Linked DNA regions of Homo sapiens: regions 1 and 2 are each linked to region 3. The links are chromatin loops, found by intact Hi-C in ENCODE. Cell type or tissue: PC-3. All regions are shown on one strand.

The links. A loop is a pair of places that touch in the nucleus more often than their neighbours do. Peaks named below come from ENCODE experiments on the same cell type or tissue, not always from the same donor. Only the 100,000 strongest peaks of a DNase experiment are listed, where the experiment ranks them.
Region 1: it touches region 3 in a loop (4-fold over the local background); 4 of 110 quality-filtered maps call a loop at or near these places.
Region 2: a loop joins it to region 3, with 6 times the contacts of the local background. A loop is called at or near these places in 2 of 110 quality-filtered maps.

What each region holds. Positions count from the first base shown.
Region 1 is chr1:193,250,885-193,258,884 of GRCh38, forward strand. CDC73 (cell division cycle 73) reads left to right here. Exons shown (of 17, transcript NM_024529.5): 17 at 1-3,931. Among named protein-coding and RNA genes, the nearest start is that of LINC01031, 50 kb to the right of the region's middle. In PC-3, a CTCF peak has its summit at 4,134; no DNase peak of the experiment used is centred here.
Region 2 is chr1:193,139,867-193,147,866 of GRCh38, forward strand. CDC73 (cell division cycle 73) reads left to right here. Exons shown (of 17, transcript NM_024529.5): 7 at 1,984-2,200. Among named protein-coding and RNA genes, the nearest start is that of MIR1278, 7.4 kb to the left of the region's middle. In PC-3, a CTCF peak has its summit at 3,605 (motif pointing right); no DNase peak of the experiment used is centred here.
Region 3 is chr1:193,333,508-193,341,507 of GRCh38, forward strand. All of the region lies in intron 1 of LINC01031 (long intergenic non-protein coding RNA 1031), which reads left to right. Among named protein-coding and RNA genes, the nearest start is that of LINC01031, 33 kb to the left of the region's middle. In PC-3, a CTCF peak has its summit at 4,767 (motif pointing left); a DNase peak (open chromatin) is centred at 4,854; H3K27ac peaks cover 643 bases.

The sequences.
Region 1 (8,000 bases), 83 kb before region 3:
ATTTTTTTAATATTAGCCTTCTAGTCTGTAATGGAAATTGTATATTTTGATAGAAGTTTTTTCTCCATTGGTTAAATTAGCATTACTTAAAATTTGTTTCTTTAGAAAATAAATGCAGGTTATAAATGTGTGTATATTTAGAGATTATAAGGCTCTCTGAGCCATCTTCTGATTTTTCATTGCTCTATAATTCTTTTTACTGAAAATACTATGTTATGAATGGTATTAAATTTTAGTCTCTGGAACATCCAAAACCAAGCAAAGGGATGTGACTATTTTGAATGAATCAGAATGTCAACTTGTATGTACACTATATCTACACTTACTCATTATTTAAAAAGAATAATGAAAAATCTAGATCAATTCTTCAATTTGATTGAACTGTTCAGCCTTTTCAAGATTTCTTTATTTACAAATGATTACATTTAAATGAATGTACATTCTTCTCACTGACTTTGGTGATTTTGAAACCTAGAATGATGTGTTTCTATCTGTAATATCTTTCCATTTGAAAAAAATCTCAAAACACAGATTAAAACCACAATAGGCTGTAGTATTTTTTATTTTGGGAGCCAGAGTATGATTTGGGGGAAGAATATGTATCAGCCCTATTGCAGTATAACTTTAAGCTCCTTTTCTCTTTAGTCCACTTTTGATTGTAATTTTTATGGTATAGGATTTTGAATCTTCTATTTTAGGCTTGTCAGTCTTGGAGTTCTTATCTTCCATTATCCCTAAATATTGATAAACTCCCAGGCACCAAAGAAAACATTTGCTTAATTGTCTGAAAAGAAACAAGAGAAAAACACTGGTATTTTTATGTCTGTATTCAATATGGTATAAAATATAAAAACTATATTTTAACTTAGTGAAATATTTTACTATTTCTCTACTTCAGACAAAATGTTGCATCCAAGGTACATCAAGTGACCATTTGCCTTGAACCTTGATTTCACTTTGTTTTTTTTTTTTCCTTAAAGGCAACTAGGAAGCTTTACTTTCCTAAAGTGTTTTTGCCATTGGAATTTTTGCTGATCACAGTCTTATGTCATTTTTTTCTCTGTTTTTATTCCCAGCAATTTTCTCCTAGGTTAACATATTTTTGGTGAACGTTTAGGCCTTTCATAGGTATTAAGCTGACATTATCTAGCTTCTTAATGAAATTTAACACTGTCACAAAAATGAGAAGTTATTATTTTTTAAGTGATCACATAGTTCATACCACTAGTAACTAGAAAAGATATTTATTCACATGATATTTACAAGGCTCTTCAGAAGGGAACAGTCAGCATTTTAAATTACTAGATTTTAGCATACTTAACAAGGTTTGAACAGATTCTACCCCTATTTTCCTCCCTTTTTAGCGTCTTCTTTCCTTAAAGATAAAAGAAAACTCAAATTTGTTTACATTAGGCTTTCTTAGCATATAAATATATTTCCAAAATAAATTACATGTTGTGTAAACTTTCTCCATGATGAAATAGTCAAGGACCAGAATCTGTAATATTTTTATGTAAGATTACTTGTCAAGACTACTACAAGTCAGTATGAACTACCTTCCCATAAAGATTTTTGGTATTTGTACTTATTTATGAACTTTACTTGAGACAGAATATGGTTAAAATTAGGAACATCTACTTTGAATGAGGTTTATTTTTCTATTTTGAATTTGCCTTATGTATATTCAAAGGCTTATGGAAATACTGTAAAGGAACATTAGGAAAAGGACAAATAGGCTATAACCATCTATCTTAAAATCAGACCCTTAGTATAAGCACCTCTTTTTCTTTTCCTCTTTGACAATTTAGTCTCTTATTTAGGTCCATGTAATTAATTTCATTCCATTATTTTTTAGCTGTTTATTCTAAAAAACAAAAATTTTCAGCCACTCCCATTTATTCTCCCATGACATGGTCCTATATAGCAGTACTTAACACAGTGCCTTGCACATAGTAGGCATTCAGTAAATACTTACATGCATGAATGAATAATGTATTTTCAGTGTAACAAATTTATTATAAAAGTGTAGTTCGACTCTTCTTGGTCTTGGAGTTTGAGAGTACAGAATTACAGGGAATGAAGAGAGGTATAAGTAGATATTTTAATGGAAATGAAGTATAAATTAATAACTTGACTTACCCCTCCATAAGTTACTGCTAACTGGAGATACCCTTGTATGCCCAACCTGTAAAGGAAAAAGTTCTATTTCTATATTTATAGGACATTCTTCTCAGTCAAGGAACAGTAAGAAATATGTAGGTTTCAATCAGTTGCTCTCAACCCTGACTGCATTTTAGAATCATTTGGAGAGTTTTTAAAAATATCCATGCCTGAATCTTGATTCCCATTTTCATGTAATTTGAGACAAGACCTGGTCATCAGTATTTTTTTTAAAGTTCTCCAGGTAATTTGAATGTGCAGGAAGGATTCAGAATCACTGGTTTAATTTGTTATTGAAAACAGTACCAGTATTAAATGTGTTTCCTCTTCCTTCTTTTCTGTATGTATGTGTGGTTTTTGATTTTTTGTTGTTGTTGTTGTTTTGTGGCCACCCTTTGCACTAGACCATCCCTTTTATTGGTGGTATTGGCCTATATTCCCATTGACAAATGCAATTTTTAATTATTTATTTAATATAGGAGTATTTTACTGTTTAATATTTAAACAATGTTTAATGTATTTCATTATTAACTAGTATTATAGTTTGTTTTTTTCCCATGTCTCCATAACTTTTACTAACATTTGTTTTTAGCAGCACAACAGTAATCCATATAAAAACAACTAATTCATAATGAGGAAAATCTCATAATTTTTAAGGCAGAAAGAAGTATTAATTTTTGATCTGCCATGTAGAATGAGACAAATACAGTTTGCTTATGAAAGGAAAGTGGCATACTTTTAAATTGGTCTACACAGAAAAGTAAAAGTAAACTATTCATTTAAATAAGATTCATTATCTAATAAATATTGAGGGAATATTTTTCCTAAATAAAAATTTTTCTGACTGCTAACAAAAATTAAAGTGATTACATTGTTCTTTTTTGGAGGGGTGGGGAGGAATATTTGTTGAACTAAAGTATATAAAATTTTTTGAGACTAGCAGTATATTTTATAATATTACAAATACAACAATTATTTATAAAAGCTAGTCAAATTAATGGCTTAGAAAGTAGCTGTAAACTTTGTGTTTTGAAATTGCTTGTTTAAATGCAAAATTATGAGTAAGATAAGTCTTTTTAAATTTTTTATTTTTAATTTTTTTGGAAGTTTATTAAAGCCCTTCATATACACATACTTTTTAAAAAAAGATTCTTAATAAAGAAATTATTGGTTTGTCTGGTTAAAGTCCATATAGAATGCTGAGAAATAATTTATAAAATAAGAACTATAGAAATTTGTTCTCAGCTGAAAAGTTGGCAGCTGCTCTGTTTCTTTAAAAAAGTACAACATGAAAATTTAATTACATTAGCCTTAATATTACTTGACTGAATTTCTACTATTTATTCACTTGTGTTTGAGATTCACCCAGCTATTCTAATGATAGAAATAAAAAGTGGAGAAATGACTAAAGTTGACTTAAGTTAAGAATTGGAGTGGGAATTTTGAAATGCCATGTCCTATATATTCTGGCATATTTGTTGGCACATTTGCAAGTATGTTGATCCCAGCATTGTTTATATCTGTTGGAATAATAACTAAGGAAAAATTGAAAATGTATAATAGATGTATAAAGATTTATATTTAGTTAGTATATAATAGATAATACTTGCAGGTTTTTTATGTGTTTTGGGTTTCTGTGTATTATTTTAGGTAATCTTTATAAGGGCATCTTGGAAGTTATAAATATGTGCCATTTACTGAAAAGTGGGAAGCATTTTTATATGAGTAAAGCTAATGAAATAAAACTAGTTTTATTGCCAAAATTCAAAAAGTGGGGTTCATGCTATGTCGAATTTAAGCAAATGATCTGTCTGAGGATTTTGTTTGCCATTGAATTCCATTTCTGTCCACTTTAAATTTACTAAAAGCTATTTAACCTGAGTTTGATTATAATGCTTCATAAGTAATGCAGTTCATGTACATAGAGTAAGTGCTGTAAGTGATTTTTTAACCACCAGTTGGTGCTGTTTCTCAAAGTGGTTCTTAATTAGAGTTTAAGTTTGGGTGCCATGTGAACTCATAAAATATTCTACTCATTCTTTTTGTTTTTCTTTGTTTTGTTTTCTTTGTTTTATTTTTCATTCTGTTTGTTTTTCTTTGTTTGTTTTTGAGATGGAGTCTCACTCTGTCACCCAGGCTGGAGTGCAGTGCTGCGATCTTGGCTCACTGCAGCCTCCACCTCCTGGGTTCATGCAGTTCTCCTGCCTCAGCCTCCCGAGTAGCTGGGATTATGGGTGTGCACCACCACACCTGGCTATATTTGTATTTTTTAGTGGAGACAGAGTTTCACCATGTTAGCCAGGCTGGTCTTGAACTCCTGACCTCAGGTGATCCACCTGCCTCGGCTTCCCAAAATGTTGGGATTACAGGCGTGAGCCACCATGCCTGGCCTGTTCTGTTCATTCTGATTCCAGTTTGGTGGGCTCTTAAATTTTAGGTTCAATTGTAAATAAAACATGTTGCCCTATTTTGTTTTAAGAGCACTAGGGACATTTCCATTCTCCCTTTGTCCTCAATCCCCCAAAAACATTCATACGAAGAAGTTAGAAGCTGTATTGTGGGCTGGAATGCTATCTTTACATGAAAAGATTATTGGGATTTGTCAGGCATAGTATTTCTCTGAGGAATAAATGAAATATAAATTTCACTTTGGAAACTAATGAGTTAAAACCATTTACAGTTTCTGTTAACGAGTTAAATAATGTATAGAATCATAGTTCGTAATGGTAGCAAGTTCATGCTCTGCTGAACTTACTGTTTGATTATGGTCAAATTTTCTATGTTATTATTATAGTAGAATTAAGAGTGTGTCCTGGTAAATTACATTACCTTCACAGTTTGAGCATTCTGATTTTAACATTTTGTAGTTTCAAAACAAACTGTACTCATATAATCAGAGCATTAACAGCAGCATCATGTCAGTGGTACCAATAATTGTGAATCTTCTGCAACAAAATTTCTTTAATGATGAGTTTAATGGGCTATATTCAAACCTAATTTTTATTCAATTCATAAGTGCCCACTAAATATGTATTTTATTTCTGCTGTTCTGTTCCTTTGATTATCTGCTTTTCAGTGAGCATCTGCATAGCTAAAATAGATATAGCATGTGTTGTAAATGCTGTTGAATTTTTTTAAGGCTCAAAGGTGCTAGTATATAAATAACAGCACATTGCCAAATAAGCATTTTTTCTTTCATTTTCTGAAGTACTTTCATATTTACTCATGTAATTATCAGCATTTATGGTGAGTTGGAATAATTTTTCCTCTTTATTTTCTTAAATGACCCTAGAAAACAATGTAAAGTAGCTCTGAAGAAGGCTTTGTTGTTGAATCTGTCTCATAATTACTTGTGGATCCTTTGACACAGAATTATTTATAGTTTATAATTCACCCTCATCTAGAGAATGATGATTTCTATTACATAAGTAATGTAAATAGAGCTGAGACCATAGTGAAGCAGAAGACATTTGGGAGATACTTTTGATTACATTTGGATATTTTATTGGACTATGATTATTTTGCCAACAAAGTACAAGTCAAAACATTGGGTTATACAACATATTCACTTTAATAAAATATAGTAATGGATACTCACAGAAGAACTGCCTTCATGGAGTTCACAATGTTAATACTCTAAGTGTAATGGCCATCTATTTCTCTCTTTTTAATAATACAAACATTTTTCTTTAAAATGGAATAGTTTGAAAGTGTTTATCGAGTCAGTGTAAATGGGGGGAGATCAAGTGAACTTCCTTGTGGCTCATTCAGTTGTTTTAGCACAATTAAGCATCACTAATGTTTTTAAAGGGCTTGACTATATCACAATTTTAAAATATTTATATTTTTAGATAATATATTTTTATTCCATAATGCACTACTGAGGACAAAAAGGAAGTGTAAGGGTCACTGATGATGAAATAAATTTGAGATGCATTAAAGTAGTTTAAGGCTAAAGCAGTTTGATGTAGGAATTTGAGGAGAAGACGACTTCAGCTTAATGGGAAAATACTAATTTGGACAGCGTTATATGCTTCTGGGGTTGTCATGAATTTAAGAAAAGCTAGGCAAACCTAGTGTGATTTTTCTCCAGTGACATTTAGTTGCTTGATTTCAGGTATAGAGAATTGCAGTTAGATTTTTAAGCTATTTTGATGGCAGTAGAAGCAGGCCAGGGAGTTGGAGATATTTTCAAGGTAATAATTGTAGTACTGAAACATGGAATCTAAGCTGTTCAAGGAATACATGATAGAGGGAAGGTGGTGAATGGTGAGAAAGTGGTGCTGTCCTGTGAACTGATAACAACAATGAAGTGAGCCTGAAAGATAGGGGGAGGTGGTCAGAGGATGGGATGTGTGAAGTCAAGACTTCAGAGGTGATCTGATATTGATGAGAAAAAGTCAAGACCTTGGAAGTAACTGAGATAGAGAGGGTGAGGTATTCATTAAAATGAGGAGTCAAGGATCTATGGGGCTGCAATTACTCGTGTAAGTGTTGAAATGAGAATGACAAGCATAGGAGTGAGAAGAAAGATGGCAACAAGGAGAAGGTAACCGGTGACTGGTTGGCATTAGCTTTACAGGATCCATGCTTTAAAAACTTTGATTAGATATTTAAAGATGAATATTTAAAGATGAAAATATATTTAAAGATGAATTAATAAAATGTTAAAGGTATAGATCATTTCAGTGCCTTTCTCCAACATCCAAATTGTTAAAGAATTACATACTTGTCCCATTAGCCCAGATGATGAAGACTTTTACTAAGACACTATTGACAGCCTTCCCACCCTCTGAGTCTTGTTTTCTAAGTTTGCTCTCATGTGAGGCTAGTTCTTGTATTCTTTGCTACTTTTGTCGCTTAATGATACTGAAAGTGGTTAAAACCTTTGTTGGAAAATCTGAGCTATGCCCTCTAAGGTTTCATTAAGTGCTGGGGTCACTTGCCCCAGTTGGGGGGTCACTTCCCCCAGTTGTATGTGCAATTCATTACTAAGAGAGAATATCCTGAGCAGTTCCCAATGGTGGGTGGCTGGCTAAAAGGAATCCCTGGAGATTTTAGTGTGGTAGGAAAGCATTTTCATTCTTGAGGATTTTTCTTTGACTTTTCTATGGGCTGGCTGATTTCCTCAGTTTGCTTTGTTCTGGGTTTTAGGGGAGAATTCTTGGGAGGTTGTGAATTTTCTTTGCCTACAGTGAGATGGTTAGATGCTATTCTGAACTTTATCTAGATCTTACCCAAATCCATTTCCATGTTAGCAAGCATGAAGTTGTTTACCTTTTCTTTTTTGGCGATTGATGTTGAGTTTTTCGTTCTCACTCACTCCCTTGCCAGTTCCTTAGATGTTATGATCCAGCTATGACCCAGCTTTACACTTTCTTCACCCAGAAGTGACCTCACCTTTTCATGACAGAGGAAACAGAAGCCATGGACTTCTTAATGCTATATGTCACAAACCTGTATGCATGTAAGAATCTTTTATTTCCTCGTATTCCAGTGTTTTAAACATCCTGTCACCCATCAGGGACTTGTCCTTCATATGTATTTCTCCTACACCTTTCCTACTCTGTCATGCATTTTGCACTATTACTGTATCTCTTTCTTGTATTTTCATCTTGTCACCCTGTATTTATTTATTTTCCACCCACTTTTAAACTTAGTTACATCTTTCATGGTAAACAGGTTCTAGGGAGATGGTTTGATTATGTATCTTAAATTCCCTCCCCTCAATCTCTGTTTCCATCTGCCAACTACCCTGTCTTGAATAGAGCAGCTGCTGTGAGCCTGGAGCCTTTGGGCAAATAAGAGTGTATACAGTCCCTTGATTTTACCAGAAGATG
Region 2 (8,000 bases), 190 kb before region 3:
TGGAACAGGCACTATTCTTCACTTTGTGTGAACACTAGGCATTATTCTGTCTAATTCACTTGGGTGGTTCTTTATTCAACCTTACATAGTTTCTTCATATTTGTGCTAGTCAGAATTCTGCTGGGGTACGTGAGGGGGATCTTCTGTGCAGTTCTCAGGTCTTCTGACCTATGAATTCTAAACACCTTGGTCTTGCTGTAGTCTCAGCTCCATTTCTTCTTATCAGAGAATCCGCTCAGCTCTACATGGGTTCTCCTCCCAAGGCCATGTCTTGGAAACTTACAGGCAATAAGCTGAGGCAGTCATAGGGCTTACCTTGTTTGTTTCTCATTTGTTAGGGAATTACTGTCCTTCATTGCTTGATATCTAGCATCTAGTAAACCATTGTTTTATGTATTTTGACTGGTTATTTAAAGGCTGGAGGGTTAGTCTAGTCTCTGGTACTTCATCTTGGCTGTAAGTAAAAATTCTATGTTTCAAAGTCCATTGGAGGCTTGATTATAGTTTGGAGAAGTACGGTAGTCCCCCATCCACCCTCTGGGGATATGTTCCAAGACCTCCAGTGGATGCCTGAAACCTCGGATAGTCCTGAACTCTAGCCAAGGAGTGCCAAGGTCACCTTGTCGTTTAAGGGAAGCACTTTGGCAGTGGCATATGCGAATTGCTGGCATCACTACTCTTGTGTTTTGGGGCCATTGTTAGGTAAAATAAGGGCTACTTGAACATAAGTACTTTAATGCTGCCATAGTCGATCTGATAACCGAGATGGCTATTAAGCGACTAACAGGCAGTGTATACAGTATGGATACATTGGACAAAGGGATCATTCGTGTCCGGATATCCCAGGCAGGTGTCCCAGGCAGGACAGTACAAGATTTCAGCAGGCTACTCAGCACGGCACATAATTTAAAACTTACGAATTATTTATTTCTGGAATTTTCCATTTAATATTTTGGACTGTGGTTGATAGCAGGTAACTGAAACTGTGGAAAGCCAAACAGGAGTACTGTATTTGAATTTGGCTTAAGGTATGCTGGTGTGCTTTAGATTTTAAGGGAAATTTGCACAGTATTACACAAAATGCATCAAATGCCAGATGCATATGAGCACTACTATAAAGTACCTTCATACCTAATCTGAATAAAATTAGAATACTGTATAATACTACTGTATTTAAACCTGCAGGAATTTTTGTCCTTTTTCTAGATTTTGTGTAAACATATTTCAAGATTTTCATCTTGTGACTAAAGTAATATTTTTGTCTACTGTTATTAAGGTACCCAAACACTTTTTAATTCTTTTTCTCATTTTACATGATAAAAGACACTTTGCTTAAGATTATCATTTTATGACGTATACTTTCAGTGTTGTCTTTTTTTATATTTCTGCAAACATAGTCTCTTTCAACTATTTTGCCTATTTGAAAATCAAGAAAAGGGAAGAAAAAGAAAACTGTATAAAATATGGCTTTATCTTCCAGAGATTAAAGGAGTATGTTTTTGTGGCATATAAAAGCCTGTCACTTAAATTATGTTCTGCACTATGGCATACAAGTTTGAAACCTTGAAATAAATTTCAAGGAAAACCTAGGCTTTGAACTTTCTGTAGGATGGATTTTTTACCTCCTTCCAAAGTGGCATCTGTGTGTGTGTTTAATTTCCATAGATACAGAAAATATAAAGAAAAGCACCTATATTAATGAGTCCTGCTTTTTTGTGGGGAAGAGATGAAAAACCATGAAGAATTTTGTTGTATTGATACTTCTAAGAAATTACTAATTTGCTCTTAGAGTAATATCTCGACATGAATTCTTTATAAAAATTTTATATAATTGCAGAATAGCAAGTCAGTCTTACAGATAAGAAAACCTTAATTATTGCCATGTAAGTGTTTTTACCAGAAATTTATAAATGTAACAAAATATATTTATGATACACTCCAGGAATGCCTGCTGTGAAAATTTAAAAAAGAAATTGCTTTTAGGTCTTTGTCTGAAGCTATGTCAGTGGAAAAAATTGCTGCAATCAAAGCCAAAATTATGGCTAAGAAAAGATCTACTATCAAGACTGATCTAGATGATGACATAACTGCCCTTAAACAGAGGAGTTTTGTGGATGCTGAGGTAGATGTGACCCGAGATATTGTCAGCAGAGAGAGAGTATGGAGGACACGAACAACTATCTTACAAAGCACAGGAAAGGTAATTAAAATATTTTACTCATTCATTGGAGTGAGAGAGAGAGAGAGAGAGTGCGTTTAATCTGTGGTTATAGAATTGGTTAAACTTTGCTTTTAGGTGGAAGTTTCAAGTTTTATCTCTTTGAAAGCTCAGTAATAATGTAGATTTCCAGATGGCCATTTTTACCATTCCATTCTTGAATATGGTTGTTAGACATCAGAGATGCTGATGAAAAAGTAGGAATCAAAATGCAAGCTCCTTCACAGATCATTTGCAAATCAAAGAATGGCCCAGTTTTCCTGTTGAGTCATTTTTGCTTAAACCTAATAAATGGAATAATATTGATGGCAAGTTCTCTGGTTATTAATGCCATCATTATTTTTTTTTCTCACATGGTAGAGAACTTATGGAAATCTGTAGCAAACATTTATTGAGTATATTTTACACACTATATTCTGTTGTGTGGGTATAGCAGTTTTTTCATTAGCTCCCTATTAATGGAAATTGTTTTCTTTTGTTTTTGCTCCAAAGATTGTGCAGTTTTTCTCCCTTTCTCTGTCCTTCCTTTCTTCTCTCTGCCCCCCTCCTCCTTTCTCTCTTTCTCCTCCCGTTTCCCTCTCTTCCTCCTTCCCTCACTTCCTTTTCCCTATTATGAATAATGCATTAGAAAACATTGTTGTACACGTACCTTTGTGTGTTTGTGTGTATATAGCCAAAGGATTAATTCTTGGAAACAAATTGCTGGTTAAAGGAGATATGCACTTTATATTTTGAAAGATAAAAATCTGAAATACTGAATGTCCAGTATTTTCATGGATCTCCAAAAAGAGGATGCATTTATCCTGATTTATGTACTTTCATTTGTCTTTTCCTCTTTAGTGCCTCAATTTTCTCTTAAATGTTTTCTCCACTGATGCACAGTTGTTAATAATGATGATCTAGTAAGAATGTTGAAGTGTGCAAAGTTACTTGTGAAACTGAAATTTAACATTGTTTTAGGCAAATTGGTTTTGATTGTAGAATTTTGGGATTTTAGTCTTAAATTTACATTGCTATTTTAGTAGAAATAAAGCTATGAAAAGAGTATATGAAGAAAAGAATCATTTCTTTTTCTTTTGTACTTTGACTTTGTTTTACAAAGTACCTAAGGTTGAGATTAAGAATCATTCTCCAGAGCTTAGAATTATAGAGAAATCTGAGGATGTGAGTAAACTTCCATTTTTGCTATTTACAACAAAATGATTTGTTGATACTGATTTTCACTGTCTAGCATGGCTAATACTTGAGAAATATTGTGACTTACGTTGATCCACCAGTGTTCATTAAAATAAAAAAATCTCAAACTCATAGTAGAAGAATAAAAACAGGTGATATACCCTACCTAACTTTTAGACCAAACATTACTTTTTCAAGTAACTGAAGTGAACAGTTTTCTTTGAGCTCTAGGTGGCAGGATTGTACCATCATTTCTAAACTTACTGATTTAATATTGTTGGTACCACTATATCTTTTAAAAAAATAAGTTAATAAAAGAATTGTTTTGTAGCTAGGCTTGCCTGAGTATTATTAGTATTAAAAAATAAAAAATACTTTGATAGTCTTTCTGTGTATTGTTTTTATCTGGTAAACTCTAAAAATACTCTTAGGCAGGTGAGAATAAAAAAATACCCTTAGGTACTTAAAGCCCTGTGGGTTTTAGATAGACCTTCATTATTACTAGTTATCAGGGCTTTCTTATTTTTTGAGTTTCAGGAACAAAAGTCAGGTTCAAGATTCATGAGAGGCTGGGTGCAGCGGCTCATGCCAGTAATCCCAGCACTTTGGGAAGTCGAGGTGGGTGGACCAGTTGAGGTCAGGAGTTAGATTCCAGCCTGGCCAACATGGTGAAACCCTGTCTCTACTAAAAATACAAAAATTAGTGGGGCATGGTGGCATGCGCTTGTAATCACAGCTACCTGGGAGGCTGAGTGAGGAGAATTGCTTGAACCTGTGAGGTGGAGGTTGTTGTGAGCTAAGATTGTGCCATTGCACTCTAGCCTGGGTGACAGAGTGAGACTCTGTCTCACCAAAAAAAAAAAAAAAAAAAATTTCATGAGAGGTATAAATATGTTATTATTTTTGCAAGGACCCCAAATAAAGCAACTTGATTTTATAATGCCGTTTAGAAAACACACCTTTAAACTTACATAAATTAGGTGAAAGGTTTATACGATCTGAAGAGAAACATGTATAAACTTATATAAATTAGTATATGTTCATCATTGAAAAACTAATAAAAAGGAGATCACTAGAAGGAAGATGTTAATCACCTGTAATTCTGCTGCATAGTAGATTGATGATAATATTGATTAATTCTTCTTTATTTTTAAAGTAGTGAGATTTGCTTTTCATATATTTTCAACTATTTTTTATAATAAGACTAAGATTTTATGTGCATTTTTCATTGTATTGACCTTTGCAGTGATGGTACACAATCAATGGTTGGTAAAACTGCTGGTCATGGTGTGAATCAAGGCAATGGCACTTAGCCATTGTGTTCTTTACTCACGAATGTCCTTGATGACGTTTTTAAAATTTATGAATTTTGTTAAATCTTGACCCTCAAGTGTGTCTTTTTATTATTTTGTGTGACGAAATTGGAATGTAGAAGCACTTCTGCAAACATGATGGTTATTCTCATCAAGAGACTTGTGCCGTTGTGTGAAGTATGAACTGAATCAACATTTTTTTATTTAAGTAACTGTTATTCAGACTTGGTTATTTGGCAGACTTTTTTTTTTTTTTTTTAAATGAAGGAAATAAATTTGTTCCTTGAAGGAAAGCAACTGATAGTATTTGTTGCCAATGATAAAATGACAGCTTTCGTGAGAAAATTAGAATTTTGGGAAGTTTCTTTATGCTGCTGTCACCATAACACTTTTCTAATTCTTTTTCCACCCATAAGTAAAGAAACAAGCAATTTTCTAATTCTTAAAGTCTTCTAGTGAGTCTTTTACAAATAATATTAACAAGTATAATTTGTTGATACTGTATAATTAACCATGTTAATATTTGGAAAATGTGCATAATTCAGTGATTGATATTTTCCAGATGACCAGTGAATGCTGTCACAAATCATGCATGGGTAGAAAGTTCATTTAAAGTGCAAGGAGACTGATGGATTTTAAAGTACCTATGCAAAAAGTTTATGGATGTGGTTTCCATGTTGCATTAACCTTTAAGAACCATTTATTGCATTTTGGTATGATATCAAAGAAGACTATCCACAGTTACCTGAAAAACCTTTTCCAGCTGTTTGTGTGAGGATAGATTCTCTCGGTATTCTTTGACCAAATAAGATAGCACATTTATGACCAAATAAGAAAGCACAATAAATGTCGAATGTAGAAGCTGATCTGAGAATACAGCTGTCTTCTATTAAGCCAGAGATTAAGGAAATTTGCAAAAATTTAAAACCTGCCACTCTTTCTTGTCATTACTTTTATGCATTTTGAAAAGTGATTTTTCATGAAATATGCTATTATGTTTACATGGAATCTTGTTTTCTTATTTTTAAAAGAATTTAAATTTTTTTCAATTTTAATCTTTAATTCAATAGATACTGTAGTTCACACAAACTTAAAGCTCTTTGGGGTGCTCAGTAATTTGTAAGAGTGCAAAGGGGTCCTGAGACTTATATTTGCTGCTCCAGAGAATTATAGGAACTAGTTAGCACTGCAACTGGTATAGTGATAATAGTTATGTTTCAAGCAGCCTCTCATTTTATATACATATTTATTTGTATAGTATTTATTTAACATCTACAAACTAGGCAAGTGCTAAACACTGACCAGAGGTGCATTGGTCCTAGCTCTCACAGAAGTTATACTCTTCAGCAGAAGTCAATATTAAATAAGCGGTAATTATTACGTACATTATAGGGCAGACACCCAGCAAGGGCAGTTAACTTAGTTGAGAGTAAAGAGGAGTGATACCTAAAGAACAAAAACTAGTGAGGGAGGTGAGAGGGGTAAGGTGGGAAGAGTGGTCCCAGCCAAGGAAACAGAATGCCTTGTTTAAAGAAGAGAAATTATGTTGTATTTGAGGTTCATGAGGGCAGCGACCATGTCTTTTTTGATCATCATTGTACCCAAGTGCCAAGCAAGGTGTTTGGCTTAGAGTAGATTCTTACTACATATTCCTTCAAATGTTAAGTGATTGATAGGCAGCATAAGAAGAGCCCCAAAGGAACTGTCAGACATTAGGGGTAAAACCAAGAGAGAGTAGCATCTCAGAGGCCAAGTATCTTTGTCTGTTTTGTGCTGCTGTGGATATCACAGACTGGGTAATTTATGAAGACAAGAAATTTATTTCTCATATTTCTGTAGGCTGGGAAATCCAAGAGCATAGCAGTGGCATCTGGTGAGGGTCATTTCATGGCAGAAGGCAGAAGCAAGCAAGCAAGCAAGCAAGCAAGCAAGCAAGCAAGCAAGCAAATGAGACACAGAGAGAAATGGGGCCAAACTTACTCTTTCGGGAATCCGAGCCCACTTTTGCAATAACAACATTAATCCATTCGTAAGGGTGGAGCCCTATGACCTACCTAATCACCTCCTAAAGGCTCCACCTCCTAATACTATTAGAATGGAATAAAATTTCAACATGGGTTTTAGAGGAGACATTCAATCCATAGCATGAAGGAAGAATATTTCATGAAGGAAAGAGTCGTCAGATTAGTTAGCTGTGTTGACTTTTGATCAGCATGTAATTGCATTGTGAGTTGAAGAGCATTTGTACTTGTACTTTCCAACTTACACATCTTTGAAAAGTGTACATTGACTTCTGATAGTATCTCAAAACTCATATGTAGCAATCTGAAATTAGCACTGGAGTTTAACAGGAGGATGTAGTAGTTGATTATTTTTTTTTCTGAACTAGAAGCCTCTTTTGACAAATGTATTTATATTTTATTTAGATTTTTTTTTTTAGACGGATTCTTGCTCTGTCTCCCAGGGTGGAGTGCAGTGGCGCTATCACGGCTCACTGCAAGCTCCACCTGCTGGATTCACGCCATTCTCCTGCCTCAGCCTCCCAAGTAGCTGACACTATAGGTGTCCACCACCACGCCCAGCTAATTTTTTGTAGTTTTGGTAGAGACGGGATTTCACCGTATTAGCCAGAATGGCCTCAATCTCCTGACCTCATGATCCACCTGCCTCTGCCTCCCAAAGTGCTGGGATTACAGTCACGAGCCACCGTGCCCGGCCTTATTTAGATTTTAACTTGCTTTCTGGTTATATATTTGAACAGATGCAGAATATGAATACATTTGTAGCAGTTTTTTTTTTCTTTTTTTTTTTTGAGATGGAGTCTCGTTCTATTGCCCAGGCTGGAGTGCAGTGGCATGATCTTGGCTCACTGCAAACTCCGCCTCCCGTGTTCACACCATATTCCTGCCTCAGCCTCCCGAGTAGCTGGGACTACAGGCACCTGCCACCACGCCCAGCCAATTTTTTGTATTTTTAGTAGAGACGGGGTTTCACCTGTGTTAGCCAGGGTGGTCTCCATCTCCTGACCTCGTGATCTGCCTGCCTTGGCCTCCCGAATGTAGCAGTTTAAGTAAAATGAAAATGATGAAATGAATACCATGGGATTTACAATAATCAGTCTCTGGATCAATATCTTAGTAGTGGTTGGTTTTTACATATGTGTATAATAATGATACCTTATGACATATGTAGTAGGGAAGAATCGATAGTAAGATAACTTAGTCTTAAATTATCAACTAAATTTACTATTGTATATTTAAAGTGGGCTTAATTAAAATCCATTTATATTTTAG
Region 3 (8,000 bases):
ATTGTTTCTCTGTATTTGTTGAAATTTACTGAGCTTATTTAAAACATTCATTTTGACTTTTCATCAGGTAGTTTATATACTCCGTCTCTTTAGGGTCAGTCACTAGCACCTTCTTTTCTGTCAATTTGGACAAAAAATGTCGTGTTTCTCTGATTGTTCTTGATCTTTGTGTTCATGTTGTTGTCTGCACATTGAAGAAGTAAATGCTTATTTTCGTCTTTGCAGTCTATTTTTGTCTGGGAATGCCCTTCAGTAGTAAGCCTTTTCAGAGTTTCTAGGCAGATCCTCTGTACTGTTCCCAAAGCCTGGCCTGTAAGCCTGCACTGCAGCCATTGCAGCACTAGAAAGCTTCCTAAGCCCAATATCACCATGAGTGCAGTACCTGTCTGGAATTCTGCGTCCTCCAAGGCTAACATAGCATTGGAGTACATGTGAATCTTATAGCAGACTTCTGAGGGCTGCCTTCTGTTAGGGCTTGTCCTGAGTCCAAGGCTGCTGTAGTTGTCCAGTGGTGATGCTAACTGTAGATTGAGTCTGCTTGGCATGGGCTATGGGTTCCCACCTGGTGTTGGGACAAGTCTGGTGGTTCAGTCCATGGGTACTGGCCTGAAGTCAGGGGCTGTGGGACTCTGCCCACTGTTGGCTTTTAGTGTGGTAGGCTCAGTGTTGGGGATCCAATACAAAATTCTATGCTTAATTCCCTACTTTCCCCTAAGCAGGTGGTATCTGTCTCCACGATATGCTGCCTGGGATTGAGGGAGGGGTAACATGGGTAATGGAAAAGTGTCCTTTCTACCCTCTTCATTTGTGTCTTTTCTTATTATTATGATATAACCAGTTAATGTGATCTCTTACCTGGCTTTCTTAACTCTTGTGAAGGTATTTTTGTCCATGGATAGTTGTTCTAATTGATGTATCTGTAAGGAGATGATTGCTGGAGAGTTCTATTCCACCTCTTGCTTTTCCCTCAACCAAAACTCAATTTTTTTTCAATTGCAGTGGTGAACTAGGCATCAAAAATTAGACCTTGATTACTCTTAAATCCATTGAAATATAGATACTGCCATTCCCATCAGGAGGGTGGCTTTCTCTGGTATTCATTGTCACTTCCTCTAATTAAAGACTAACTCCATTATTTACATTCTTGATCCCATAACCTCAAGTTTCTTCCTTACTTTTTTCTATTTGTTATCCTCCCTCTTAACTTGGAGTGGAAGAATATATCTCCCTTCTGTCTCCAGTAAAGAAAGGAGGTAATAGTAGCCCTTCATGACAGGCACTGAATTCCCCACAAGGCTGATGACTTGTTTCTCCCCAGCTTCCTTTTACATTATTTGAAGTGAGAGTGTTTGTTTCTTTACTGGGGCTGTTCTGATCTGATGCTGCTCTATAATCTCTGTGGGGAAGTGAGTCTACTGGCAATGGGCTCTATTTAGAATGTGAGATACTTAGTATTTTTTGTTCTCTGCTTTGGGCATTAGCCTCAATTCCAGGATAAGATAATCTCACTTGACATTCTGTTACATAAGTATGTGCTGATATATTAAAGTATAATATGGGAAATACTGTAATAGATGTATAAGAAAATACAGAGACATAGAAATTTTAGGATTTCTCATATCATCTTGCCCTTTTAGATGAACATTTTAGGTCTTCATTTAGAAATGAGAAGAACAGGAAAGATACCCAGGAAAATGCATGCTTATGGTTTTGATTATATGTTTGTATCCCCTCCGCACTCGTCTGCATTTAATCTGCAATTGGCCTAAGATTCAAGGCTAACATTTAGAGGCAGAATAGGGCTCCAAATACAGTAGGTTCAGTTCAGCTTCAGATGTTGAGAGGGGGCAGGGATACTAACAGGTCAGTGTACGTGGATGTGTCTCCTCTTTCATTATGCTTAGCCCCCTTGCTCTTGCAGGTAGAGAGTTCCAAGGTAGACCACTTAGATTAAAATCAAGGTAATTCAATAATGACTAGATGGAGCAGGCGAAGTCCTAGGATACCTAACTTGGGTATTCATAGGTGTACAACTGACTCTTAGTCTTATCTATCAATTCTGTGAAATGTCCAGGGTCCCATCTGGACTTTAGTAGGTCCTAGTAATGCATAGAAACCCACTTCCATAACCTCTAATTAGGGCTGTTCTTGATTGTGGTAAATGAAGAGACAATCGACATCAAGAGTTCCATTGACCGTGATAAGAAGCTGTAAGTGTAGCCACTGCTTAAAAGTACCATGAACTTCTTAAGTTTAAGCTTGACTGTGCTTCATTCTGCTGCAACTCCAGTATGAATGGTGTGTGTTTGACCATTTGGAGAAAGCAGTTATTAAGAGTACTGCATGTGCTATGCCAGCTGTATGTAATTTTTAGAATATGGCTTTAATTCTCTATTTTGAGAAGACATTTTATTCATTCCCCAGTTGGTCAGCATTCCTGAGAGACACTCAATTCATCAGAGGTTACTTCCAGGGCAAGCCCAGTTGGGAGAGGATATGCACTGATTCTAAAGCATCATGAATGCAGTCCTTTCAAAGGGAAGCAGCTTTGTTTTAACTCCAGATGCCACCATGTTCTGTTAGACAGCAGCTGTCATCCCACGGATCAGATTTTTAAATATATTACTAAAAAACAATGTAAGGAATTCAAAAAGTACTGTGAGTTATTTCAGAGATGTTTGGAATGATACTCTTTTTTTTTATTTGAGAAACTTGCTTAGTAGAAACTGTTGTGTATGCTACTGAATGACACTAGGTCCAAAGTGGATAAACATTTCCTTATAGGGTAACTTATAGCAAAAACAACATTTTCTCCCTGTTATCTCAGATGCTGGTTTCAACATTCAGGATGGTCTATATTTACATTTTTAGCACAGAACAGAATTTGATAAAAACAAACTTCTTTTTTATATTCTATTTTTATTGAGTTAGAATTTTCATACAGTGAAGTGCACAGATCTTAAGTGTATGTACAATTTAATAAGTTTGATAAATATATATTCCTGTGTAAGTATCATTACAGTCAAGATAAAGAACATTTTCTCATTCCTACTTCTATCCTCCCCATCCGCTATAGGCAAACATTTTTTCGCTTTTTCTCAGCATAAATTAGTGTTGTCTGTTCTAGGGCTTCCTATAAATACAAACGTATGCAGTGTTTTATGTCTAACTTCTTTTGCCCAACATTATGCTTTCCAGGTTCATTCATATTTTTGGATATATCAGTAGTTTTATGAGTTTGTGGGATCTGTAAGTTAATTTTTTTTCACCAAATGTGGAAAATTTTTAACCATTATTTCAAGTATTTTTTTGTTATCCATTTCTCCTTCCTATATTTTTTGAAACTCCAATTGCATATGGTCAGACTATTTGATATTGTCACTGAAGCTCTGCTTTTTTTTTCCTTAATTATTTTCTCTTTTCCTTCGAATGAATTTCTATTGATACAACTTCAAGTTCACTAACTTTTTATTCTCCAATTTGCTCTTGCATTCATCTAGTGAAATTTTTACTCCAGGTATTATAATTTTCTGTTCTAAAATTTTCATTTAGTTATTTTTTATAGTTTCCATTTCTGTGTTGAAATTATTATGACTTATTTTTAAGTTCTTAAACATATTTGTTATAGCTTCTTTAAAGTCTTAGTTTGTCAATTCCAACATATAGGTCATTTCAGGAACTGTTTCTACTGACTGCTTTATTTTTTCTTGGTTATGGGTCACCTTTACTTAGTATTTAAAATGTGAAGTAATTCAAAAAATTATATACACATGGCTGGGCGCGGTGGCTTAGCCTGTAATCCCAGCACTTTGGGAGGCCGAGGCGGGCGGATCACGAGGTCAGGAGATAGAGACCATCCTGTCTAAGACGATGAAACCCCTTCTCTACTAAATATACAAAAAATTAGCCGGGAGAGGTGGCGGGCGCCTGTAGTCCCAGCTACTCGGGAGGCTGAGGCAGGAGAATGGCGTGAGCCAGGGAGGCGGAGCTTGCAGTGAGCCGAGATTGCACCACTGCACTCCAGCCTGGGCGACAGAGCGAGACTCTGTCTCAAAAAACAAACAAAAAAATTACATACACAACATTGTGTATGACGCATTAGGGAGACTAGACTCTGTTACCTTTGATGTGTTGATTGTTTGGTCTAGTAGCAATTCAGTTACTGGATTGTCACCTTTATCTTAGGAATGCTTGGTCTTATGCTTTGTTATAATACACCTTGGGAAAGGCCGTTATGTTTCTTGAGCCCCTCTAATTTGGTAGGATTCAAGCTCCAAACTTTGTCTCTCCGTGGTGTACAATAGATAACTTATTTGCTCAATTTTTTCAAACTTCTAGCTGTTTCTTTTTCCTGAGCTCCTTGGAGTTGTTCTTGATTATACACAGTTCAGTGGTTAGCCAAGAATTTTAAGATAATTTATATATAGATTTGGGGCTTTCCCCTTCTTTTTGAGGGGGTTTCCTCCTCAAATTCTTGCCATTCTGGGAGCCACTACACACTGACTTCTCAATTCGATGATGTTTTGCCTTTCTGCATGAGTTCTGTCTATCCTGCATTAAATGTGGACTGGGAATTACCCCTGAGGAAAAACCATAGAAACGTGGACCTCACCCAGTGAACATAATTTGGTTTAGGTTTCTGCAAAAGTAATTGCAGTTTTCACCATTATAAGTAATTACTTTTGCGATTGTAGTTTTCACCATTATACTTTTGCAACAACCTGATACTTTCAGAAGCCTAATCTTCTATAGTTTTTACCTGCTTATGGTTGCCCTCTGGTGCCTTCAAATGGTTTTGTTTTTTAAAACTTTGTTGAGAGGTATAATTGTTAGCTTTCTGAGGCTTGGTCAAATATAAATGACTTCATCATTACTAAAACTTGACTATGAGTTTCAGAATGAATACTTTGTATTGTACACATGATGAAGTATGAAATTTGGGAAATGATCAAATATGTGCTTAGAAATACTTTTTCTTCCTCTCTGTGGTTGTCTTATTTCCCCTTTCCCAGGAGATTTATTTTTACTACAGTCGGCCCTTTGTATCCATATCCAGATGCAACCAACTGAGGTTCGAAAATATTTGAGAAAAGAAAATAACAATACAACACCAAATAAAACAGATAAGAATAATATAATATAACAAAACTATTTACACAGCACTTACATTGTATTAGGTATTGTAAGTAATCTAGAGATGATTGAAAGTACACAGGATGATGTGCGTAGGTTATATGCAAGTACTACACCATTTTATATAAAGGACTTGGGTATCCCTGGATTTTGGTATCCTTGGGGGTCCTAGAACCAATCCCCCATGGATACCGAGGGACAACTACATTTGTTTTCCTGCATATCTCAGCTTTTTAAGTCTGAAGTATTTTCTTCTGTCATTTCCAACATTTGCTCAGCACTTTTCCTGATTATAGTATTCTTCACAGTAAATCGTAATAATCAGTTAGTTGTTTCTAAATCCCTTTTGACTGCATGGGGGCATGAAGGCATTTCCCTGTCTTATATCTAGCTCTATGCACTTTACACATAAATATCTTGAGAAATGAATACATAAATGAAATAATTAAAGAAAAGGAACATATTGGAATGGAAATTAGAAACTCAGATTTTGCGAAAGCTCCATTTTTGGGGAGGTTTTAATTTTTAATTTTTGGTGAAAATATAAGGTGTTTAGTTTAAAATTTTTATTTTTATTTTAGTATACATTCAAGGGGTACATGTGCTGGTTTGTGACATGGGTATATTGCATAATACTAAGATTTGGGATTCTAGTGAACCCATCACCCAAATAGTGAACACAGTGCCCAACAGGTAGGTTTTCAACCCTTGCCACCCTTCCATCCCTCCTGGGGAGGCCTTTAAATGGTTATTTTCCTTTACTAAATTTTGTCATAAATCATCGATATTTTGGGTTCGGTTAATTCAACATTAATTAAATGTTTACATTGGAAAATATATAATTTTCATTGGAAAGGCAGAGGAAAGCCCTAGCTGACTGCGTCAGGCAGTTGGAATTTCAGAAGCAGGTCAATAGGGCAGGGGGGAGATGAAATCTGGAGCTTATCTGCTCTAAATTCTGTTAAACCATTACTCAGGACAGGACTCTGGAAAGATATTAATGCACTAATGCATTCCAGAAGAGTGGTGACAGTGGCTGTATGCCACTTTATGTCACACAGTTTACATTTTAATCTATGATCAGGTAAGCTCTATTTTGCCAAGTAAGATGATTTGAACCAGCTTATAAAGAGAATTGTGGTAAGATGACGTACAAAGCTAACATTATAAGTAGTCTGCTTTTCTTTTTGAAATAAATGTGGTAAACATATTGAAAAGAAAAGTGTTTTTTGAGACAGAGCTGCTCTGTTGCCCAGGCTGGAGTGCAGTGGTGCTATCTCGACTCACTGCAACCTCTGCCTTCTGGGTTCAAGCAACTCTTTTGCCTCAGCTTCCTGAGTAACTGGGGTTACAGGCATGCACCACCACGCCCGGCTAATTTTTGGATTTTTATAGAGACAGGGTTTCACCATGTTGGTCTTGAACCCCTGACATCAGGTGATCCACCCACCTCATCCTCCCAAAGTGCTGGGATTATAGGTGTGAGCCACCGCGTCTGGCCTGAAAAGAAAAGTTAAAGGAATTCTGGACCTATCTAATCATCCATAAGCAGAAAGGGATTTAATGTAATTATTTTGCATTCCTCAATATTAAACTATCTAATAAACCCACTTATTCCCTCATTTATTTATTGCTTCATGCACATTCATTTTTTATGTAAATACTACATGCCAAGTATGGTACAAGGTCTTGAATACATACAGATGAATAAGACATATTCTTTCCCCACAAAGGCCTCACAAAAAGCTGTAATATACCTTGAAATGTGTAAGTACTTAGATATAGCAAAGTGCAATAAAAACCCAAAGAAGGAATGTTTAGTTTCCTTGGAAATGTACCTGGGGGAGGTGCCTTATTAATTGGGACTTAAAAAACAAGGTCAAAGATTTTTACAGAAATAAGGTAGTAGAGTTGATATAAAGAAGTACTGTAATGAAGAGGGGAGAAAGGCCTTTCACTCATAGGAACAGCAGAAAGAAAATCATGGAACTAAGGTCTTAGAAGATAAAATGGTGATAAAGCTAATGTAAAGTAAATCAGTCTTCTAACATATGCACTAAAGTCCTTTGGTAATTAATATTTTGCTAGTGCTTCAGTGCAGTATGTGGCTTTGGATGATTGCGTATAACTTTATGGTAGGGTAGGGTAGTTTTGTTTTTTTTTTGATGGAGTCTTGCTCTGTCGCCCAGGCTAGAGTGCAGTGGTGCGATCTCGGCTCACTGCAAATTCCACCTCCTGGGTTCAAGTGATTCTCCTGCTTCAGCTTCCCGAGTAGCTGGGATTACAGATGCCTGCCACCGCGCCTGGCTAGTTTTTGTATTTTTTTAGTAGAGACGGTGTTTCACCAATTTGGCCAGGCTGGTCTCGAACTCCTGACCTCATGATCCAACTGCCTCCACCCTCAAAGTGCTGGGATCACAGGTGTGAACCACCGCGCCCAGCCATTTTGTTCTTTCTTATTACCAATGATTTAAAGAGTAGTATAAAGCAACCTATGTTATGCAGCTAAGCTTGAGGGTACAACTGCTAATTTGGAGGCTTTAGCTTGTAGACATGTTTTATTTGTCCAGCACAATCAATTAAAATTTGAGTTTGAATGTACTTACCCAGTTTGTAACAATATTCTCACCTCTTTATTGGCCTTCATGTGTTATATCACAGACTTAGGTTTTCTTGCTGGCATTTTAGTGAGCAATCCTTAATCTAGACGCTGGTTTTATAATCATTTGCAAAACTTTCCAACATAAAACTCAGTATGAATAAATAATTGGATTAAAGTTGATTTCAGAAATTGTACTGTTTTGTGTTATGATTGAATCTGGGAACATTTTGTTACTTTGAACAGCATAATAAACAGTGTTGGTTTT